Regions from separate parts of the Mus musculus genome. Here region 2 is linked to region 1. Evidence: chromatin contacts called from ENCODE Hi-C or POLR2A ChIA-PET data. All regions are on one chromosome and are shown on one strand. Each heading gives the region's core, a stretch centred on a gene start or an enhancer-like site at or near the end of the contact. The rest is flanking DNA. Distances are from core to core; before and after follow the strand shown. Region 1 holds the start of Mrps24 (mitochondrial ribosomal protein S24). Region 2 holds the start of Urgcp (upregulator of cell proliferation).

Region 1 (6,073 bases), core at 2,416-4,915:
AGGACCCTCTTCTGGCTTCCACAGGCGCGTGCACACATCTGGCCTAGAATCACAGACACACATAGACAAAAGTAAATGTTAAAAGTGGAACTTTCCCTGGCTGGGCTGGGGGAATGGCTGTGTGTGAGGATCAGAATTGGGAAGCCTACTATGCACATAAAGACCTGTAATCGCATCGCTTAGGGGAGGGAGACAGGCCTGCCTGTGGCCATGCATGCACGCCTTTAATCTCAGCACTTGGGAGGCAGAGGCGGGTGGTTTTTGTAGCACATGCCAGGCTAGTCAGAGCTGTACAGTCTGGAAAAAAACAAAAACAAAAAAAAAGAGGAGACAGGACCTCTGAAGCAAACTGGCCAGCTAGACTAACTGAATTTATGAGCTCTGTAGAGGTTCTCAGAGACCATGCTTAAGTGAATATGGTGAGGGGTGACTGAGGAAGAGCCACCCCCCCCCCAGCATCATGGCTTGACTAGAGAGAACACATTTGATTGTGCTAATGCCTGATGCCTGGGGAGGGGGAACAAACTCCAAGCACAGTCTTCATGCCGGCTCATGTAGCCAGCTCCTACTGTGGGAGGAGAATGTATGACTTTGTCACATCACCTTTATGAGGTTCAAGAGCAGCCAAAGGGTCTGTTCTTCCTACTCTCTGCTTCAGAGGTCCAATAAAGCAAAACCAAGTGAAAGAAACAGTAAGACCCCACCAAGCAGCCAAACAAACACAGAAGGCGTGTAACTTCTCTGTGGTGATAAGGTGCGAGTTGTCATGGATGGTGCCCAAAGCCGTATGCTTGTGCCCTAACACCAAGCTACACCCTCATCCCCAGAAACCATTACTGTCCCCATTTTACAGATGAGGGGGCCTGGACACAGGGAGGTTGACATTGCTTTTGCACAGCTAGGAAGTGGGTTCAAGTTTCGACCTGGATAGTTCAGATGCTGCAGGACCACATCTCTTTCCACGATAGAGCAAATTTATGTAATTTGTCAAACTATAAAATTGTAATATTTTATGAGAAATTTAAAAATAGCTTAAAAGGATTATTTGGGGAAAAGTAAAAGACTTTACATTTGTAAAAAACTATGGATTTTGAAAAGGTCACATCTCTATAAGTTATCGACAATTTGGAACAGTTGGAGGCTGTAGTCTAAAAATTAAAAATAGAACATTCCCGTTGAGGTCCAGAGGAAGGACCCAGATTCACGTGGCCAAAGGAATTTGACTTTAGAAACATAAGTGGAGGCCTCGGCCTTGCTGTCTGTGCAGGCACCAACCAGCTAGCAGCCCTGTTTCCATTTCCCTCTATAAGTCTAATATTTCTCCCTCAGGAAACATGGAGTGCAAATACCAGTAGCTCACCCACGCATATCCCATACAGCCAAAGTCAGCAACTTTGCACCATTCAGGCTGATAGACCCGCTGCCATTCCTTAATTGCTGTCTTCTGTTTTTTGTTTTTTGAGACAGGGTCTCTCAATAAGTCAGTATAGCCTGGAACTCTGTAGTTCTGCCTGGCCTTGAACTCAAAGCAGTCCTCCTGCCTCAGCCTCCCAAGTGCTTATAGGATTATAGGAGTGAGTCACCATGCCTGACTATTAAATGCCTTCATCCTAATAGCTATAAGAAGTGGTTACTTTCCTTAAGGTGTGTGTGTGTGTGTGTGTGTGTGTGTGTGTGTGTGTGAGTGAGAGAGAGAGAGAGAGAGCTTCTCCATCTGGAGCCTGATGGGGTCATTCTCATTTAAACCATCATAGGGTGGTCCTCTCCTTCCACCTTTACAAGGGCTCTGGGGACAGAACTCAGGCAACAGGCTTGGGCAGCAAGTTCTTTATCAGCTGAGCTATCTCATTAGCTCTGTGGGTGAGATGTTTCATGTCTACATAATGGATAATGGAACCAGCGCTCAACTGTACAAATATAACAGGTTTGCCTCTTGGTAAGTGCAAAATCAAAGCAAATCTAGCCAAGACACGAGTGGAGAAAGACTGATGACCTATGGCAGACAAGGTGGCACATACCTCAGCAGATCAGAGCATCAGGAGTTCAAAGTTAGTTTGTGGTACACTTCTAGGTCAGTTTGGGATCCATCAGATCTTGTCTTGAAAACAGTATTGCCTGCCGCAGGCAGGAAGCACTGGGGTTATTTCCAAAGCAACGCCCTCTCCGTGAACAAGGGAAGAATGACAATTTTATCCAGAGAACCTGTACGCATTTGTCTAGGAGTTGACTTATTTCTAAGAATGACCAGTTAGTTCCTGGTCATGGTCTTTTATTTTGAGACAGGGTTTATTTACTCTGTAGCCTTGGAGCCTGGAGCTCCATATGTAGACCTTGAACTGATAAAAGATCCATCTGCCTCTGCCTTCCAAGCACTGACATTAGAGTGTAAGTGTCCACTCCCATGGATGCTTTGAAGGAGTTCCCAGCCAGGTGTGGTGGCACACCCCTCATCCCAGCACTTCAGAGGCAGAAAAGGTGGATCTTTGTGACTTTGAGGCCAGCCTGGTCTATAAATTGAGTCCAGAATTTGTTACACAGAGAGCCCTTGTCTCAAAAACAAAAACAAACAAAACAAAACAGTCCCCCAAAACAAAAAACCAAAGCAAAACAAAAAATCCCTTCATTCAATATTTTGTTATAATGAGAGTCAGACTCTAGAGTCCATGTGCTTTCTTTAGTAGAGTGAGTTCTTCACGATTCTATTCCCCCCTTGCCATTAATAATTACTCAATAATAATTACAACGACATTGCTCTAGCCTCATAAATTTCCTTGCCATTTAAAATTTTCTTCCTTGGGTGGCTCCACCGCAGAAATAGACCCTCAACACACTGCCTCTTTACTTTAAATGATTAGGAGCCAACCCAGCAACCCCTTTTCTGGGATCTGCTCAGCATGAAGGCAAATGACTATTCCCAGCCCAAAGGAGGCTGACGCTGTCATATTGGATATTCCTGGAGAGTACGCGGTCTCAGGTAGGAGCACAAGCACGGAACAGCGGGGCCTGAGGGCCGGCGCGTTTTCTCTTCAATTCTCTAGAGGACATTGAAGCTGTTTCTACCACCTCTCTATGAGGATAAAAACTTCATGGCTTTTGTTTGTTTGTTCTGTTTTGCCAGAACGGGTTTCTCTCTGTAACTCAGACTCTCCAGGAACTCGCTTTGTAGACCGGACTAGGCTGGAATTCAGAGACCCACCTGCCTCGGCCACCCGAGTGCGGGGATTAAAGGCGTGCGCCACCATGTCCAGCTACACCTCAGTTTTGTTTTTTTTTTTTTTTTTTTTTTTTTTTTTTAAAGATTTATTTATTTATTATATGTAAGTACATTGTAGCTGTCTTCAGACACTCCAGAAGAGGGAGTCAGATCTCGTTAGGGATGGTTGTGAGCCACCATGTGGTTGCTGGGATTTGAACTCTGGACCTTCGGAAGAGCAGTCGGGTGCTCTAACCCACTGAGCCATCTCACCAGCCCCACACCTCAGTTTTATATCACCAAATTTTCGCATTTAAAACCCAACACCAGGTCCGACCAAGGACTAGCTGACAGTATCAGGAAAATTGCAGGACGTCCCACACTCCGACCCACGCCACGCCCTCTCCCTCGCCACGCCCCGCCCCCGCCCGTGTTCCCGTTAGTTCCTGCTCTGAGGCCCCGCCTTCCTGCGGCTGCGCACTGACGCGTCCCGGGTCGCGCCGGCCCAAGATGGCGTGGTCCGCGTCGGTGCGCGGGCTAGGGCAGCGGGTGAGTGGGCCGCGGGCGGGAGGGCTGGGGCGCCATCCGGTGTCCGCTCACTCCCCGCCTCTCCGCAGGTGCTGGCCTGCAGCCGGGAGCTGCCTGGCGCCTGGCGCACCCTGCACACCTCCGCGGTCTGCGCCAAGGTGAGTGCGGCGGCCGGGTCTGGGGGCCGCGAGGGCGGCTGGGCTGGGTCTCCCCGTGACCGCACCTTCGCTCCTAGAATCGGGCGGCGCGAGTCCGCGTGGCCAAGGGGAACAAGCCGGTGAGCTACGAGGAGGCGCACGCCCCGCACTACATCGCACACCGAAAGGGCTGGCTGTCGCTGCACACAGGTGAGGGCGCCTGGGAAGGACTGCCACCCTGGTGGCACGGGTCACTCTTGAACGTACTCTTCAAGGCAAAGAGCCGAACTTTTGGGTGGGAGGCCGGGCGTGACGGCGAACGCGCTCGGGAGGCCGATCTTGAGTTTAAGGCCAGGTAAGGTTACTTACTGAGACCCTGTCACATTTAGTTAGGGGACTGGAAAGATTGCTAAATGCTGTGCCGCTCTAGCATGAGGGTGCAGCCTAGCTCCTAAATGAGCACTTGGTGCCACAGCTCAAGGGGTGTGAGGGTGAAGGAGATATTTGGTTCTTGGGGGTCACTGGCCAGCCAGTCTTGGAAGAGCAGCTGTTTTGCTAGAAAATAAACGAGCAGCAAATAGTGATAGAGGAAAAACATTGGCTGTTAACCCCTGGTCTTCTCCATGCGTCTGTCAAGGGAGCAAGCCTGCACACACACTGTACATGTTACCGACAACAGAACATATGAGTGATGGGCATATTAGGATGGTGAAAGAAAGGAATTCTTGCATATTGAAAGGAATTTGAATATTTCTTGCTAAAGTCTCATTTGAGCCTCCATAGAACAGTATTTGCATGCTTACAAACAAGGTTTGACAGTGCTTTTTTGGCAAGCCATAATTTACAGATGTGTAATAGCCCGGAGGCGATGCGGTAGTGAAGTCTACATAGGATCCTAGACCTGGAAGAGTGTGCCCTATGTAATGCGGTGTTCACCCAAGTACAAAACTGCAGGAATGTGCTACAGTCTTCATGGCTCACAGAACCCGTATTTTTAGGCTTTTTTTTTCTCCCCCTACTTCCTATTTTGTATTTTTCTTGTTCATTTCCATTTCAGTATGCATGTTGTGTGTGTATATGTATGGATGTGTTCAGTTTGTCTGAGTCAGCCCTCTCCTACCATATGGGGCCCCAGGGATCAAGCAAGCACCCTTGCCTGCTGAACCATCTTTAAGAGAGTGTGGCAGTGTACCTCAGGCTGCGCTGGAACTCTCACACGCCAGCCTCATTTTTCTCAGTGCTGCGAGTATAGGTGTGCACCTGTCACCTGCCTGTTTATCTTTCAGTGATGCTGGAGTTTTGACTCCCGGACAATAAATTGTCTATCCACATTTGTATGTGCATGCTCACGTGTGAGTGCAGGTGTCCGTGTATGACCGCCTTAGGCCAGTCCTTGCCTTCATCTTGTTTGAAGCAGGGTCTCTTTCTTGTCACCACCTTTGTGTGCCAGGGTAGTTGGCATACAAAGGTCTGGAGACTGTCCTGCCTCTGGCTGCATCTCACGGTGGGAGCGTGGGGGTTGCAGATGCTGTTACCACTGTCCTGAGCTCTGGGCCTCCAGGTTCAGGTCCGTCTCAGGTTTGCAGGGCAGACACTATACCCACCCTGCTGTCTGCTCAACCCCTCAACCCTTGCATATGCTTACAATGTATGATTAAAATTTATCTGTAACCTCCAAGTCATTCAAGGTCACTCAGGGAGGTGGGCAGAACAAGGCCCCCAGCCGAGGTAGAACAAGCTTATATTGTAAAATGTGCCCTTTTGGAAGTTCAGAGCCGTATTTCAATCATTACTGTGCCTTTGTGTTGGGGACATGGCACTTTGTGTGGTCCTGGGATGCTGTCCAGTGTCTGTGAGCTCAAGAAGACTGACCTGCGTACGGAGAAAATTTTGTTAATCTTTCCTTTTTTTTTCAATTTTTATTTTTATTTGTTTATTTTTTTTATTTATATGAATACACTGGAGCTGTCTTCAGACACACCAGAAGAGGGCATCAGATCTCATTACAGATGGTTGTGAGCCACCATGTGGTTGCTGGGATTTGAACTCAGGACCTTTGGAAGAGCAGTCAGTGCTCTTACCCGATGAGCCATCTCTCTAGCCCTTGTTAATCTTTCCTTGGGCCTGAGTTATAACTCATATTAATGAGTCAGCCTTATACATTAGCAGTGCCTTTAAAGAGAAGGACAGGCAAAATTAGTTATTTATTAATCTC
Region 2 (6,073 bases), core at 2,278-4,777, 33 kb before region 1:
AGAGAAACCCTGTAAATATTTATGAGACTGGGAATAGATAAATAATATATTTGTAAATAATACTATTTGTCAATTAAAGTGAATACTTGGCTTTACCAAATATCAGAATATTTTTTCATTTTACTCTAAATGAGATGTAAAAAAATGGGATACATTGTTTTCAATGAATGGCATTATGTGTCTCTGTTGTCTAGGCAATAGTCATCATTAAGACAAGGGTCTGAGACCTGGCTCAGCAGTCTAGAGCACTGGCTGTTTTTCTAGAAGACTTGAGTTGTGTTTCTGGCACCCACATGACAGTTTATAACCAACCATCTGTAACTCTAGTTCCAGGGGACCTAATGCTCTCTCTTAGCCTTTGTGGGCACTGCACTCATGTAGGAACACAGACATATATACAGGCAAAGCACACATGCATAAGAAATAATAAATCTTAAGAATGCAGTAAGAGGGCATGAGAGAGGAGATGGCTCAGCAGTTGAGAGTACTGCACCTGCAGAACACCCAAGCTGTGTTTGAAGCACTGTGTCCAGTAGCTCTCAACCTATGACTCCAGATAAGGGGGATACGATACCTCTGGTTTCCACAGCCACCAGCAATCATGTGTAAATATTCACATACACATACTTCATTAAAAATGAATTTAAAAATCTTTAAGGAAAAATTTAAAACAAAACAAACTCCTGGGAGAGGTTGTGCATTCCTCAGTCCTAGCACTGAAGAAGGCAGAACCAGGCAGATTAAGCAACATTTAAAAATAAAGATTTATAAATTAAGTTGATAATATGAGATGGTTTACTTATTTCTATTTTGCCTTATTTTTTGAGACAGGGTTTCATTGTATAGGCCTGCCTAGCCTAGAACTCACTCTGTAGATTGGCAATGTAGGACGGGGTGTCTCTGAGACCTTCACAGACAGCAGCGACTAGTAAAGGGAGGCGAGGAGGTGAAGTGTTAGTTTGTCAATTTGCTCTATACTTTCTGGCGGGTACGCATGCCGCTATTGCCCCAATGTTCTGGATTCCTGAAAGAAAGACACACACACACACACAGCCTTATATCTTAAATAACCTTAAACAGCTCAATGGCCAAGCCACTCCCTTATTCCACGTGGCTAACACACACACTTCCCTCCCGTATCCCTGAGTTAATACTTACTAAATCTATATTTCATCTTCGCTGCCCAGGACCCTGCTAGGCAGCCCTCCTATGGCTGCTTTCCCCTGAACCTACATGTCAGCTGTTTCACCCTCCTGCGCCTTTCCAGAGTGGTCCGTCTCCTACACTCCGGTCTTGGAGGAATCTCCTCTTCCTCCTTCCCTTCCTGGGAATCCTAAAAGTCCTGTCTCTGTCTTCCTACCCAGTCATCAGCCACCGGAAACTTTATTGACCAGTCAAAAACCAACTGGGGACAGGCTTCCTTTGGTCCAATGTGTGGTGTGGGACACTGCTCCCTGAGGGCTGGGACTGAAGGCCTGCACTACCACAGCCTGGCGGAAGAGGCTTCCTTTTGCACATCAATTTAGGTTTTTGTTTTGTTTTGTTTTGTTTTTTTTTGGGGGGGGGGGTGTTCAAGACAGGGTTTCTCTGTGTAGCCCTGGCTGTCCTGGAACTCACTTTGTAGACCAGGCTGGCCTTGAACTCAGAAATCCACCTGCCTGTGCCTCTGCCTCTGCCTCTGCCTCTGCCTCTGCCTCTGCCTCTGCCTCTGCCTCTGCCTCTGCCTCTGCCTCTGCCTCTGCCTCTGCCTCTGCCTCCCAAGTGCTGAGATTAAAGGCGAGGCCACCACCGCCCTGCTTGTTTTGGTTTTTTAAACTTGCTTTAGTCTGGCCTTCTCTAGTGGCGATCATTACTGCCTTGAATCCAGCCATTTATGATTGCCCAGTCCTCAACCTTTCTCACCCTTTCTTCTGGATTTGTACTTTGTATCGAACTTTCCATTTGTCAGCTTTCCTGGGTAGCTCTCTGATGTCTTCTGAACATCTCAAGTAATTGTTAGCTTTTGTTTTCCTGAAGAGGGCAAGAATGTCCAGAAGCACTGACTGGATTCAAGTACTGAAAGAGAACCTGTACTAAAGGAGTATTCATTTATTTAGCCCTCAGAGAAGAAGAGAATGAGGAGTGGTGGCCCTGGAGAGCTCCTGTCTTATCTGGGCAACTGTAGCTAGTAAGTAGGCAGAGCCCAGTTTCCAGCCTAGGTGTTCTGGTCGATGGGCAAATTGTTCAATTATCTCTTCGGTGCTTTATAATCTCTTTGGTGTTTAATATTCTTTTTTTTTAAGATTTATTTATTTTATTATCTGTAAATACACTGTAGCTGTCTTCAGACACTCCAGGAGAGGGCGTCAGATCTCATTACCGATGGTTGGGCGCCACCATGTGGTTGCTGGGATTTGAACTCAGGACCTCTGGAAGAGCATTCAGTGCTCTCAACCACTGAGCCATCTCTCCAGCCCGGTGTTTAATATTCTTAGTGGTGAAGAGAATACTATCTCAATGTTGGGCCCTGCCCCGCATGGTGGTGCACACTTTTAATCTCAGCACTCTGGAGAAAAAGCAGGCAGGTGGAACTCCATGAATTCAAGGCCATCCTGGTCTACACAGCAAGCTCTTGGCAGGACAGTGTTAAACAGAGAACCTGTCTCAATGAAAATAAAGAAAAAGAACTTGAAGGTAGGAAGGTGGGGAGGAGCTGGGAAGGGAAATTATAGTGACACATAGTTTGTATTTTTTTTCTCATTTTCTCAACAGTTCATTACTACCGTTTGATTTGATTTTACTGGTTATGAGTTCTGAAATGACATGATTGGACTAATGCTTTTATGTCACAGAAAGGAAAATGCACTGTATGAAAAAAATAAATTGAAAAAACAACTTAATGTGATAACACAAAAATGCCACCAGCAGTGGTTTGCACTGCATAGTCCAGAGTTTGTTTCTTTAAATTAGGTATTTTCTCTTAAAAGATATAATTTGTCTTTGAAACTAATTTAGCAGGGGCTGGAACCAAGCCTCAAAATTTTACATGCCTAAATATTCATAGCTTGTAGGTGATTCTGGGAAACCCCACTGCACAAGTTCTAAACTTTTTATTTCTATGTAATACAAGATAAGGCTTAATATACACACTTAAAAAAAAAGTGGGAAACCAGCTCAGAGGCCAACATTACTCCACCCCGCTGCGAACTAGTAGCAGGAGAGATGTTGTTTTCCTTTAGAACAGCAACACTGTACACCCCAGAGGTAGAGGAAAGTGCGTTTCTTACAGAAATTAACATCAGAATGCGGGGACTAGAGGGTGGTGTCCAGCAGTCTGGCAGCTGTCAGTGGCCCCAGGGCAGGTCTGGCTCCGCAGGTGAGTTCCAGCCTCCGGGCAGCGGGCCGGCCTGGCCGGTGGCTGCCGTAGGTAGTGCTCTGGGCCCAGGGCGTCCTCTCCCTCGCCCCAGGCGCCCGCCTGCCCTCCACTGAGCTCAGCCCACGGCGCCCGACGCCCTAACGGAGCGGGCGGGGGCGGCCTACAGGCCCCTCCCCGGCGCCCGGCGGCAGCCGCGCAAGCAGCGGAGGAGGCGGGAGCGCCCAGGCCGCTGCGCTCATGGCGTCGCCGGGGTGAGTGAGGCGCTCCGGGTGTGCGGGGGGCGCCTGTTGGGCGAGGGGCGGGCGGAACTGTGCGTGTCCACCACCCGGCGCCCCCTTGGCCTCGGCCGGACCCCGGCTGACTCTGTCCCGCCAGGTGCCTGTCCACGACCCGCGGCCTCCCCCGCCGACCTTGGGCGGTCGTAGCCGGGCCAGGGTCTCCCGGCAGGGCCGCGGGCAGGACCAGCCAGGACAGCGGCCGGTCAGGGCCGGAGAAACGGGTTCTGGAGAGGGGCAGCAAGGAAGCTGCGGGAGGGGACTCGGGGTCCTAGGGCTCGGCTGAGGCCGCAGAGCGGCTTAGCAGGCCTGACGTGTGTTTCTGGCGTTTAGACTTGCTTGCGTTGGAAGTTGATGCTTGGGTTCACAGTCATTAGGGGACATCCCCAGGCTGTCCCACGTCAGGGCAAGTGGGGCTCAGCTGGACTGGACCCTTGTCCAGAGTGAAAAAGCGGATTCGGGATCTAAGACTGCCTGTGTTGGGGTGGGGGTGGGGGTGCTTCTGTGGGATGGCTACACTTGTTCTGGTATTACCTCTTTCCTAGTGCTCGTTCTCTCTCCCAAATAGTGTTCTTAGGAAATTATATAGTGACACATAGTTTGTATTTTTTTCTCATTTTCTCAACAGTTCATTACTACCGTTTGATTTGATTTTACTGGTTATGAGATCTGAAATGACATGATTGGACTAATGCTTTTATGTCACAGAAAGGAAAATGGGTCTCAAGGTCATCGCTATAGGTGGTAAACATCTTTTTGACTGTACGCCATCATTCAGAGGGTCTCAGACCCAGTAGTACTGGTAGCAGCCCACGCTGTGTATCATTGCAGTTAGAAGACTTACAGGTGCAGGAGGACTTCTGGGGGAAGCATGTAGAAGTTAGCTCTCCCACAAAGGCAGACTTCACTATGCTAGGGAGTGATTTGGCTCGGTACAGTGGTCTGAATGAAGGTGAATGAAGCAATCTGAACTTGATCCAGGCCTGCAGGCGCCAGTCAGATCATGGGCAATTTCCACCTGCCTAATGCCTTTCTAGGCTCGAGGGCAAGCAGGCACTTCTGAGACCAGGCCTTTTTCAATGCCAGCTGGGTATCCAGTACTTTGAGCTCATAAGGAGAATAAACTGTGATCCATCCTGGGCAGGCCAGGCTTTGGACCCAGAGGGCCAAGGTCCCTCTACATTCTTGCCCAGCCTCATAGGAAAGTGTAAGGCAGTGTTTGAGCCTGTGGCAGCTGCCATTAGGCTTGTAAGACAGCTTAGTACATTTTGTGTCTAAACACACTGCTTTGTAGACAGGGGTTGGAGGAGGATCTCCTAGGATTAATAATTCTGTGTGCCTGGACCCACAGAATTATGGTATTGTCTGATAACAGAATAGTGTAATGCCTGAACCATGGTCTGTATATATAGGTGGTATTAATATTTGCGATTCTAGTTGTGAGTGATCCAATTAATTTGTAATATTAATAGTAATCTGTAATTTCCTAAGGGGTGTCTATTAACAAAACTGAGGTCACAAAACTTTTAGTATACTCCATTTAAGGAGAAATCTATGCTTACTTTGATATGCATACACTACTATATTAGGTGTTTTAGAGAGCAAATATAGATCAATACATGGCAGAAATGGAAGGAGCTGTTCTGGGGAGGGGTGTCTCTACATTTGATTTTTTTTTTTTTTTTTTTTTTTTTTTTTTTTTTTGCTAAGTAGCAGTGTCAGTGATCTATGATAGAACTAGAGAGGAAAGAAAAAAAAAACTCTTAACTTGTTTTGAGTACCTTACAGATGTGCTAGGCATAGTGTCAAAGAAAGAAAAGATGTGTTTGAGAGATGACCCATAATCCACTGTGTCTTGAGCTAAATAAATAGAAGAGAAGGCAGGGACCGTGGACTCTTTGCCTACCACTAAAGGGCATCTCCAGTCGGCCTCACCACAGCTGTCTCTGGGGGAATCTGGTAAGCATTGTAGAGGAGAGGACGCGACACAGTCCATCTGTCCATCTGGCCCCTTCTGAGCAGGTCCCACCCTTTACAGGTGGCCTAACCAGAAGCACTTTAGTTCAGTCCTCAGCACCACATAAACTAGGCTGTAATTCTAGCACTCTGGAGTAGAGGCCAGGTGATCAGATGGTCAGCACCATCCTCTGTTAGAAGACGTCAGCTTGGAATGCATGAGAACCTGTCTTAAAATAAAAATGAACTCTGGAATGTTACTGTCGGTTCTAACAGCACTTACGATTGCCCGCTGCCCAGAGGAAAGGCAGGGAGATGCCTGCCAGCCTTGCTCTCACTCCCACCTACAGAGATCTTCCTGTTTAGCCTTCTCTTTGATAGTTTGGGTTTCCTCTGTCAGCCATCTCTGCTCATCTCAATACAGATTCTGCATTTTCATGGCTATTTCTGTGGACTTAACTGTTGATTCACAATTCACATGTAGGTT

What was found. Hi-C counts contacts between places; a loop is a spot of excess contacts on that map. ChIA-PET counts read pairs that join two places held with the same protein, here RNA polymerase II (POLR2A).
Region 2: a map of heart shows a loop between it and region 1 (2.9-fold over the local background). The contact joins the promoter of Urgcp here to the promoter of Mrps24 in region 1. A Hi-C loop is called at or near these places in 3 of 37 maps with a recorded cell type or tissue (gastrocnemius and heart). POLR2A ChIA-PET finds 5 or more read pairs at or near these places in 4 of 5 experiments (Patski and embryonic stem cell).

What each region holds. Positions count from the first base shown.
Region 1 is chr11:5,705,293-5,711,365 of GRCm38, reverse strand. Mrps24 (mitochondrial ribosomal protein S24) reads left to right here and starts at 3,665. Exons shown (of 4, transcript NM_026080.3): 1 at 3,665-3,742; 2 at 3,811-3,879; 3 at 3,957-4,068. The coding sequence starts at 3,704.
Region 2 is chr11:5,738,630-5,744,702 of GRCm38, reverse strand. Urgcp (upregulator of cell proliferation) reads left to right here and starts at 3,527. Exons shown (of 6, transcript NM_178623.3): 1 at 3,527-3,606. The coding sequence starts at 3,593.